Regions from separate parts of the Homo sapiens genome. Here region 1 is linked to region 2. The links are chromatin contacts, found by Hi-C or POLR2A ChIA-PET in ENCODE. All regions are on one chromosome and are shown on one strand. The core of a region is the stretch at or near the end of the contact, and the rest is flanking DNA. Distances in the headings are between cores, read along the strand shown. Region 1 holds the start of CDS2 (CDP-diacylglycerol synthase 2). Region 2 has its middle 21 kb from the start of RNF24.

Region 1 (5,375 bases), core at 1,359-3,858, 1.1 Mb after region 2:
CCCAGGTGGGCGGATCACCTGAGGTCAAGAATTCAAAACCAGCCTGACCTAAAACCCCTGTCTCTACTAAAAATACAAAAATTAGCCAGCTGTGGTGGCGGGCGCCTGTAGTCCCAGCTACTCGGGAGGCTGAGACAGGAGAATTGCTTGAACCTGGGAGGCGGAGGTTGCAGTGAGCCGAGATCACACCATTGCACTCCAGCCTGAGCAACAAGAGGGAAACTGTCTAAAAAAAAAAAACAAAAAACAAACAAAAAGAAAACAAAAAACGAAAAGAGAGAGAGAGAAGGGCTCTAAAGCTGGCCTAAAGCCCTATTAGCATCACTTCCACCAGACCCCTGTTCGTCACACAGTACTGACTTCAGGAATATACTTGATCTGAGTTCCATTAACCTGAGAGGGCTGAGTGTAATGGATGAGAAGTTTGTTCAGACCACATGTTATCCATCCTAGTAATCATGCTGTGCATTCTATAATTCTGACTTATGTGCATTGATTCTCCAAGCCTCCTTTTATTAGGCTGGATTTGAAAAGGAGCAGCTGAGTTTCTAGAAGGACTGACATGACACTCACTTAGATATGACCTTTCATACCTACGTGCCCCTGAAGGTGAAGTTCTAGACACTAACATCTTCACCTGTCTTAGAAGATCATCTTGCTCGAGTGCTGTGGCTCATGCCTGTAATCCCAGAACTTTAGGAGGCCTATGTGGGAGGATTGCTCGAGCCCAGGAGTTTAAGACCAGCCTAAGCAATAAAGTGAGACTTCATCGCTACACAAAAATTTAAAAGTTAGCTGGGTGTGGTGCTGCACACCTGTAGTCCAAGCTACTCGGGCATATACTCATATAGAAATCAGGAATATATAATGCTGTTTTCAGAATTCTCACTACCTGCCCCAAAACTCACAGCTCAGGTCAAAATTACCAATAGGAAATTTTAGCCAGGCATGGTAGCTCATGCCTGTAATCCCAGCACTTTGGGAGACCTAGGCGGGAGGATCTCTTGAACCCAGGAGTTCAAGACCAGTCTGGGCAACATAGTGAGACCCTGTCTCTAAAAAAAGGAGAAATAAATTAATTAAAATTTAAAAATTGAAAAGAAGAAAAATGTAAAATTATATTTTTTTAAAAAACGAAATTGCAATTCTTTTGTGTGCAAGTGTCTCATTGTGAGATTACAGTATGCTTAAGTTGGGGACGCAGTGTTATATGTGTTTTACATCACTTACAGGGCAGTGAATAGAAAGAACAGGAAACACCAAAGGCAATGCTGGAGCAACACAAGTATTAATAAATGCAGGCAGGCAGTATAGTATGGTGGTTAGAGTGTGGGCTGGTAACAAACCTGTTTGTGTTCTAATTCTTACTAGGCACTTTCTAGCTGGGAGACCTTGGCTAAGGTCCTTTTAAAAGTTTTAAATCCATCCAACAAGTACTTACAATGGATGTGTCAAAGACATAGAGGATGCACAGTAAACAAAGTAGACAGCACTTCTGTCCCAAAAAAGGTCTTTCCATAGTCCAGAAGACAAATTTGAAAAACTGAGGAAGGGCCAGGCTCGGTGGCTCACGCCTGTAATCCCAGCACTTTGGAAGGCGGAGGCGGACGGATCACCTGAGGTCAGGAGTTCGAGACCAGCCTGACCAATATGGTGAAACCCCGTCTCTACTAAAAATACAAAAGTTAGCCGGGCGTGGTGGCGCGCACCTTGGAATTGTTTGCGCCCGGGAGGCAGAGGTTGCAGTGAGTCGAGATCATGCCACTGCACTCCAGCCTGGGCGACAGAGCGAGACTCCGTCACAAAACAAACAAACAAACGAACAAACAAACAAACCACTGAGGAAGATCTTAACTGTAAAATTCAAATCATACCCACTTCCAAGCCATGTGTGGATTAAACGAGATAAGCCAACTAAAGCGATTACTCAGCTCAGTGCCTAGTATACAATTAGTGCTTAACAAGTACTAGCGACCGCTTGGCAAAGCAAAGCAGACTGAAGCGTGGGTTTCATTTCTCATCATGTGATAAGTGATAAAATGCTCTTAACCAGGTCGGCTCACCTGGCCTTTCCATTCGACCTAAATAACGTCTACTTACTTGCGTAAGGGAAGAGCTCTGGCCCAGGTCAGCAAGCATTTGTCAGGCTAGAGCCTCCGGGTGGCGCTTCTCGCCCTCAGTAACCGGTTACCTCCAGAACCAGGGCGCCAGCTCCGGCCATCCGCGGTTAAGCGGGAGCTCCCATTGGCTAATCGCACACTGAAACGCACGCCTTTTCCCGCCCCTGACGCTGCCGTCCAATGCGCGCCTCTCGACTCTGCTCCGCCCCGCCCCGCCCCCGTCGCCCTGCCTCCCTGGCGTATTTGCGCCATTGGTGGATATTCCGGACCGTGATGGTGGCGCTGCGCGTGCGCACTCGCTCCGAGCCCTGCTCCCGGGAGAGGGAGCTCTCGGGTCGGGGCTAGGGAAGGCTGACCCCGCTCGGCCCGGGTGAAAGGGCGGTGACGGCACTGGGTGGGGCCGAGCTCCAGGGCTGGCTGCTGGGCTGCTAAGGGAACTGTGAGCCGCTCAGAGCCGCGCGCCTCCCGGGCGGGGCGGGGCCGGCCGTGGGAGTCCGCGCGTGCCCGCGCCGAGCTGCCTGCTCCGGCGGCTTCGCTGCTAGCTCGCGGCGACGTCGGGCCGATTTTCCCAGGATGACAGAGCTGAGGCAGAGGGTGGCCCATGAGCCGGTTGCGCCACCCGAGGACAAGGTAGCGGCAGCGTCGGGGTGGGCGCGGCCGGGACAGCGGCGCATCCGGGAGGCCTGCGGGGGACGCGCGCAGAGGGGTCGTCTTGTTCTCTGACCCTTTGTCGCAGCCGACGGCGGCCCCGGGCCCGGGTAGCGCGAAGGGCCCTCGGGTGCCCGGCCTTCGCGGCGCGCGCGTCAGGGGTCGGCGGGTCGGGGTCCCGGCTCAGGGTCTGACTGAAGTGGCTCCCCCGGGGCGCAGGAAGGAGCTTCTCGGGAGTGGCGCACGGCCTCCTGCCTCGCTGGGCTGGCTGCGGGGACTCCCCTCTCCCCCAACTCCGTGAGGCCTTCCTGGAGGTGAAGATATGCAGAGCCTTCTTAGGGAGGCGGCTCCTCTGAGCGCAACTTAGGCTCTCCGTTCCCTTTTACAATGTTATTATTTTGGGGGGTGGGGGAATCAGGACAAGGCCATAGCATTTGCCTCCTGGGAGATGTAAATCCCTTCTTGGGCATGAAATCATCGGCTTTGAGCAAAGGGGTGTTACCCAGTGAGCCAGTCCGTCATCAGCAGGTGTTGGAGGGCGTCCTCCCGGTTGATGGGTTGTTTCCTGCACCGTGTGGGCTCTGGTGGGTAGGGGAGGAGAGTAGGAAGGAGGCCATCTTGGCGGGGACAGTGGCGGGGGTGACGGGTGGGGGAGTGGACTCCTTTGGGTGAAGTGAAAGATCTGTGTAGGGGAGTTAAGGAAGGTAGGGATTGGTTTTATTACTGTGGAGGTTGAATGGCAGTATAGGACTTTGTAGCAGTAGTTGTGCTTTCCGAGATAGCAGTGATCAGGAGCCCTGTGTTTGGGAAACTGATCAGACAGTGATGTGTAGAAGGGACTGAGGGAGCCTGGACCAGACTGAGGGAGCCTGGTTCACTCGGGATTGCCCATGAGTGACCTGTAGATGTTTTCTTTGGCCCACATATTGCCTTAAAAATCAGAAAGTTTCTCCTAACAATCTAAATTTCTTGCCTGTCTTAGATAATTGGAGGGTCCACCATCACTTTGTCACCTGCTCAATGGTTGGCTGGAGCTGAGGATCATCGGTTCCCACCAATCCCTGTTGCCTTACACCAGGCTCACGGCTTCCCCTAATGCAGCCTGTAACTTTTTGATGACTGGACGCAACGGACATTAGGGAGACACCCAGAAGGAAGAAAGCACAAGATTTGGTGACAGGATGTCAACAGAGCAGTTACACTAGGAGGAATGTTTTTGGTGAAAGATAATGAGATCATGGGTTTTTTTTAAACAACTTTCGTGTTATTGCAGTTGACAGTGGACTATCCAAAGAGAACTGTTCCTACCGATTTTTAGAACATATATTTTGGCCAGGCACAGTGCTGCTCGCCTGTAATCCTAGCTTCTAGGGAGGCTGAGGCAGGAGGATCGCTTGAGCCCAGGAGTTTGAGACCCTGTCTCAAAAAACAAAAACAAAAACATATTTTGGAGAACATTTAGGGCTGGGGCTGAGGATTTAGCAGTCGCTTGCAGAGACAAGATACTTTGAAGTCTCTAATTTTTCATTTGGCTATCCTGGTTCAGCCTGAAAGAATTCTGACTTACCTTGTACTACTAGTTGGTGAGTATGCAGATGTTTGGAGGCTCTGTAGCTCTGTTTAAGGGTGAGATCATGCTTGATGTTAGTGGGACTTTGTGGACCTAGAAGGTGTGAGGAGAGAGAGAAGAAAGAAGGCATGATAGCTGGTGGGCCATGTTTTTGAAAAGCTAACTATGTACAATAATTAGAATGTCAAAAAACAACCTTGGGATTATGAGATGCAACATAAAGATTCTACCCTCCTTCCCGGACTCGTTGGATCCATCCCCCAGAGATAAAGTGCGAGTTGAACCGTCTTACTTTCACATCCTGTACTTTAGACTGGGAGGACCTGAGGAGCTGTCCAGCTAGAGGTGCACTTATATCACTTATACAGTGACAGAATGCCTGGGGTCATGAGGTCCACTTGTGGCGTGTTGTTTCCTAAAAGACAGCTGCTATGCACTCTGTTAAAAGCCTGATGTTCATTACCGAGAACAAGACAATCAGTTCCTCACCCCATTATTCAGAACTTCTCAATTGTCACTGAATTGTCATGTATGGGATTTTATTATTATTATTTTTTTAGACGGAGTCTCTCTCTGTCGCCCAGGCTGGAGTGCAGTGGCACGATCTCAGCTCACTGCAACCTCTGCCTCCCAGGTTCAAGCTAGTCTCCTGCCTCAGCCTCCTGAGTAGCTGGGACTATAGGCATCCGCCACCACGCTCGGCTAATTTTTTTTTTTTTTTTTGAGAGGGAGTTTCGCTCTTTTGCCCAGGCTGGAGTGCAATGGCATGATGTTGGCTCATCGCAACCTCTACCTCCCAGGTTCAAGCAATTCTCCTGCCTCAGCCGCCCGAGTAGCTGGGACTGCAGGCGTGTGCTACCATGCCCGGCTAATGTTGTATTTTTAGTAGAGGCACGGCTTCTCAATGTTGGTCAGGCTGGCCTCAAACTCCCAACCTTAGGTGATCCTCCCGCCTCAGCTTCCCAAAGTGCTGGGATTATAGGCATGAGCCACTGTACCTGGCGTTTTTTTTTTTGTATTTTTAGTAGAGATGGGGT
Region 2 (5,981 bases), core at 3,235-5,734:
AGAAATTCTTCTGCCTTGGGATCCTGTTGATCTGTGACCTTATCCCCAACCCTGTGCTCTCTGAAGCATGTGCTGTGTCCACTCAGGGTTAAATGGATTGGGGGCGGTGCAGGATGTGCTTTGTTAAACAGATGCTTTGTTAAACAGATGCAGCGTGCTGGTTGAGAGTCATCACCACTCCCTAATCTTAAGTACCCAGGGACACAGACACTGCGGAGGGCCGCGGGGTCCTCTGCCTAGGAAAACCAGAGACCTTTGTTCACTTGTTTATCTGCTGACCTTCCCTCCACTATTGTCCTATGACCCTGCCAAATCCCCCTCTGCGAGAAACACCCAAGAATGATCAATAAAAAAAAAAAAAAAAAAAAAAAAAAGAAAAAGGGGCCCAGGGGACAGGCATTCAGCATATGGAGGATCCACGCCAGCCCCGGCTGCTGCGTTCCCTTAGTATTTATTGCTCATTATCGGGCGTGACAGGATAATAGGATAATGGTGGGGAGGTCAGAAGGTAAACACGTGAACAAATGTCTCTGCACCATAAACAAGGTAAAGAAAAAAGTGCTGTGCTTTTGATGTGCATATACATAAACATCTCATTGCCTTAAGGAACAGTATTGCTGCCAGCATGTCCCACCTCCAGCCCTAAGGCGGTTTTCTCCTATCTCAGTAGATGGAATATACAATCAGCTTTACACCCAGACATTCCATTGCCCAGGGATGAGCAGGAGACAGAAGCCTTCCTCTTATCTCAACTGCAAAAAGGCGTTCCTTCCTCTTTTACTAATCCTCCTCAGCACAGACCTTTTACGGGTGTCGGGTGTCGGGCTGGGGGACGGTCAGGTCTTTCCCTTCCCACAAGGCCATATTTCAGACTCTCACATGGGGAGAAACCTTGGACGGTGCCTGGCTTTCCTGGGCAGAGGTCCCTGCGGCCTTCTGCAGTGTTTTGTGTCTCTGGGTACTTGAGATTGGGGAGTGGTTTGAGATTGGGGAGTGGTGATGACTCTTAACAAGCATGCTGCCTTCAAGCATTTGTTTAACAAAGCACACCCTGCACAGCCCTTGATCCATTTGGCCCTGAGTTGACACAGCGCATGTTTCGGGGAGCACAGGGTTGGGGGAAGGGTTACAGATTGGCAGCATCTCAGGGCAGAAGAATTTTTCTTAGTAGGGAACAAAATGGAGTCTCCTATGTCTACTTCTTTCTACACAGACACAGTAACAATCTGATCTCTCTTTCTTTTCCCCACAATGTGGTTTTGGGCGACTGTAGTCCCGGCTACTTGGGAGACTGAGGCAGGAGAATTGCTTGAACCTGGGAGGCAGAGGTTGCTGTGAGCCGAGATTGTGCCACTGCACTACAGCCTGGGCGAAAAAAGCAAAACTCCGTCTCAAAAAAAAAAAACAAAACACTTGTGATTTGGGGGTTTTGTGGAAATTTAATTACGATGAAAAATCTGTATCTTTTTTGTAATGTTGGCATACTTGGGTAATTTTGTGGCAAATATATTTCCCAGTGGACCTTTTGTTGGTGGCACTAACTGCAAGGTTGCTGGGAAAGTGGAGTCTGTTTGGTGGATGAGCTCTGACTGCCGTTTTGGAACCTCACCTCTACTCATGCTGTCTCAAGTCCTTGTCTCATTCTCCAGCTCTCAGTTCAAATAAAGTTATTTCTCCTGGGAAAAAAAGTTCCGTGAAACGCACACTGGATGACAGTGCTGAAGTTGGGTGCCCTGGGAAGTCCTCAGGACACCCCTGCATGAAGGCTGCCCCAGGAGAGCAGCGCAAGGTTGTGGAGGTCTCAAAGCTCTGAAGAACCTGCCTACCGAAGACAGGAGTGCCCACAAAACAGTTGGCCCATGGGCTCCCCAAGACCTACGTGTACCTCGGAGGCATTTGGCAGAAGATTCTTTGTGAACAAAAATCTCTGCCCACTAGGAGGCAGGAGTGTGTGTGTGTGTGTGTGTGTGTGTGTGTGTTGAAACCAGAACTCCACCTTATGTGTTCATTGTGGAATTTGAAAATGGAAGCCTAAAGTTGAAAATTAAAATCACCCGTGATAGCTGTAAAAAAAAAAAAAAAAAAAAAAAAAATCGTAAATGAGTTCTTACTTTGGAAGCATATATACTAAAGTTGGAATGAAACAGAGAAGATTAGTTACTGATTTCATTTTTCAATAAGTTTAGATTTATTATGTTGGTTTCCCAATTTAAAAAATTGACTTCTTAAAAAATCATAAATGAGTGTTGGATTTTGTGAAATGCTTTATTCTGTATCAATTGATATGATTATAGGATTATTATTTTTTAGCCTATTGATATAGCACTGTAATAAAAGTTATGTGAATATCCTCTCTCTCTGTCTCTCTCAAAATATCTTACTTTGGCTGGGAGCAGTGGCTCACACCTGTAATCCCAGCATTTTGGAAGGCCGAGGCAGGTGGACTGCTTTGAGCTCAGGAGTTCAAGACCAGCCTGGGCAACTTGCTGGTTGCCCAGCAAACTTGTTTCTACAAAAAATACAAAAAAAAAAAAAATTAGCTGGGCAATCATGCCTGTAGTCCCAGCTACTTGGGAAGCTGAGGCTGGAGGCCAGTTCCTGAGAAGTCTTTTCTTTCCTCCATCTCTTCTCTTGGTCTCTGTGTTGTGCTAAGTCAAGGATAGCTTCCTCCTTTGACAGATTATCTTTGACTTTGCCCATCAGGTGAGAGGGCACTATCAGCCACAGGACCACTCTCTCGTTTACTCATCGGGGAGATGTTCTGCTCCCTGTGGTGTGGGTGTGGACGCTTTACTCTGGAATCCCTTCCAGTGGACGTTAAGCATCCCCCTCAGGGCTTGGAGAGGACCAATGAACAAGGGAAGCAGGGCAGGCAAAGAGTCTGAGGCAGGCGGCTGATGAACCAGGTCTTCCCCTGAGTGATGCTGGGAAAAGAAGCACGTTGACTAAGCACCTGTGATGTGCCATACACTTTCATATGTGTTAATTAATCCCGTAGTGACCCTGTGAGGTAGGTATAATGATCATCCCCATTTACAAATGAGGAAACTGCAGTGTAAAAGAATTTAAAACTAGGTTTAAAAATGAGGGAAATAGAAAAGCACCATTAGGCAAACCTATAGTAATAATGGTTGCAGTAAGATTCACTGATAGTTGCTAAAAGTATTTTTATTAATTATAAAGGAAAAAATGGCTGGGTGTAGTGGCTTATGCCTGTAATTCTAGCACATGGGGAGGCTGAGATGGGAGGATTGCTTGAGATCAGGAGTTTGAGACCAGCCTGGTCAATAGAGTGAGACTTCATCTCTATTGTTATAAAGAATAAAACAAAATTTAAAATAAATAAATTTTAAAAACGTTTTAAGAAGGAAAAAATATAAAAGTGGAGAAATCCGGTAAATACCACCCTAATCAAGTGATCAAGGTTAGTATTACTAGTAATAATTGATACTGACATTAGGTACTCCCTGATGTGATGCCTTGAGTTGAGCACAGTATCATCTCTTACATCAATCTCATCATGATAAAACACTAGACAAACCCAGACTGAGATGGGGTTCCACAGACTCCTACTCAGGTGTCAGAATTAGAACCCAGAGCCCATCATCTTTCCACTCTGGGCAGGAAAGGTATGGAGGCCAAGGGTAGGGGGATGCCTCCTTTCTGGAGGGAGGCACTGCTGACTGAACGTGTACCCACCTCAGTACGTGGGACTCATGACTACAGTGTGCTCTGTAACTAGAAACTACATCTCTTTGCCTGAGGGCATTCTCCAAAGCACAAAGGTGGTTCTGTCTGTGCTGGCCTTCCCACTCCTTTTTTTTTTTTTTTTTTTGAGATGGAGTCTTGCTCTGTCGCCCAGGCTGGAGTGCAGTGGCATGATCTCGGCTCACTGCAACCTCCGCCTCCCGGGTTCAAGTGATTCCCCTGCCTCATCCTCCCGAGTAGCTGGGGACTACAGGCATGTGCCACAATGCCCGACTAATTTTTGTATTTTTTGGCGGAGACTGGGTTTCACCATGTTGCCCAGGTTGGTCTTGAACTGACCTCAAGTGATCCGCCCGCCTTGGCTGGTATTACAGGCTCTTGAGATTCTTAAACACATCACATCATAAAGTCCCTTGTGCCATGTGAGGTAATATACTCACAGCTTCTGGAGATTAGGATGTGGGCATCTTGAAGGGTATCATTATTCTGTCCACCACATGCCCATGGTCCAGGGTTCAGAATAAAAGGGGCTCTGAGTTGGCAACATCTGCCCAGAGGAAGCCAGTGCTGTGAGAAGGGGAAGGTGGTACAAGGGGCTATAAACTAAAATGCAGAAATACAGAGGAAGACATATTTCAGTGGTTACATAGCATGTGGTGTGTGTATGCGTGACTGTGTGTGTTTGTGTGCATGTGCGTGTGTGTCTGGGGGAAGGAGGTAGAGGAAGTGAGATGATGGTGACAGTGACAGCAGCTTGGAGAAGACAGGGGGGTGGGTCTACTTCTGAGGAAGTCCTTGGCTGAGGTAGGGCCGCAGAGAGGCAGGGTGAGGGTGGAGCCTGTGGTTTCAGAGAGGAGTTTTAATGGCTGCCAAGAATGTGCACATGAAGCCGAAAGGGAGTGCGGCCTGGAGCTGCAGTCAGCCCAGAGGGCGGGTGGAGCCTGTCCCAGGGCACTAGGATCGCAGAGAACGACAGGAGGGAGCAGGGCTCTGTGAGCAGGGAGAGGAAAAAGAGAGAAACTAGGTTTGTGATGGAAAATGGGCTATGGTTTCATAATTGGAAGTGCCTGTGGGCAATGAGTATAAATGGAGGGTTTGGTAACACTTGGGGAAAAATTATTAATTTGGAACTTCTATAAAGCCTTTTGTCTCCTATTAAAAATCCTGTGGGTACCAAGTGAATTTCATCATTTAATTCTCTCAATAAACAATGAACTGCTACTTTGCATGGGACAACATTCTCTGGAGATGCATACAGTGAACAAACAAGGTGAATGAATGGACTCAGGGAATTAGGTGTCACAGGCATAGAAAGGCAAGGAGATGAAGGAGTAAGTCAGCAAGAGGATGATGGAGGCAGAATCAGCTTTCCCCAGCAGGGGATGACACGGGGTTTTCGATATCACCTGCCCGGGGAGGCTTGCCCATTTCCACTCTCCAGCCCACCTGCCCAGGGGATAGGCTTTGAAATGTATATTCCCTACTGTCCGCCTCCTTGGAGCCATTCCTTCATTTCTTCCTTCCTCCTCTTCCTCTCCCCTTGTCTTCCTTTGCCTTGGAGCTTGGGAGGCTCCAGGCAAGAAGAGGGGGACTGCGGCATCTTTCTCTTGCTTCCCTCTCTTCTTTCTACCCTTTGGATCCCATTCAAAACAGATAAATAGAGGTCCACTGTGGGCCTGGAATCATGCAGGGGTTACAAGACGGGGGACTCCCATGACCAAGCGTGATTCTCCAGCAAGGGGATTTCTGGGAGCCCTTAGCAGCTGACACATGCAGCAGCTGGGCCAGGGGTGGACCAGCCTGTTAAGGGGATCTGTGTGGGGCACCAGTATCCTCTACTATAGCAAGGATGTGGAGTAGCAGATAATCTCACACCCTGCTATAGATTGGAATAAAACTTTAGAAAGCAATTTGCTAATATTGTATAGAGAGGAAGACACACATGGCCTGTGACCCAGCAATTCCACTTCCAGTCACATACCCAAGAGAAACTTTGCATGTGCATGAGGAGACAAGGAATGTTCATTGCAGCATAATTTGAAAAAACAAAAGCTGGAAATAAATGAAATGTGCATCTTATAGGAAGTTGGATCTATTCACGTAATGGAATACAGCAGGTAAAATAAACAAGATTTATGAGTATCATCAGAGATAACTCTAAAAGCATGATGTTGAGTGAAAAAAGCATGCTACCAAATGATATATATAATGTTGCCATTTATTTATGTATTATTTATTTATTTATTTTTGAGACTGAGTCTTGCTCTGTCGCC

What was found. A loop is a pair of places that touch in the nucleus more often than their neighbours do. ChIA-PET counts read pairs that join two places held with the same protein, here RNA polymerase II (POLR2A). Pooled maps may share reads with other maps.
Region 1: a pooled map shows a loop between it and region 2 (7-fold over the local background). The contact joins the promoter of CDS2 here to the enhancer-like site in region 2. A Hi-C loop is called at or near these places in 5 of 50 pooled maps. POLR2A ChIA-PET finds 5 or more read pairs at or near these places in 2 of 52 experiments (GM10248 and activated B cell).

The regions. Positions count from the first base shown.
Region 1 is chr20:5,124,400-5,129,774 of GRCh38, forward strand. It overlaps CDS2 (CDP-diacylglycerol synthase 2), which reads left to right and starts at 2,609. Exons shown (of 13, transcript NM_003818.4): 1 at 2,609-2,750. The coding sequence starts at 2,694. It also overlaps a transcript of PCNA not described here. RefSeq lists a silencer at 2,098-3,017 and enhancers at 2,280-2,781, 3,358-3,447.
Region 2 is chr20:4,033,732-4,039,712 of GRCh38, forward strand. No RefSeq gene overlaps it. Among named protein-coding and RNA genes, the nearest start is that of RNF24, 21 kb to the left of the region's middle. RefSeq lists enhancers at 1-387, 4,213-4,262. Within about 2 kb of position 4,485, at least 14 of the 41 ENCODE cell types and tissues checked have a DNase peak (open chromatin) inside an H3K27ac peak, as active enhancers do.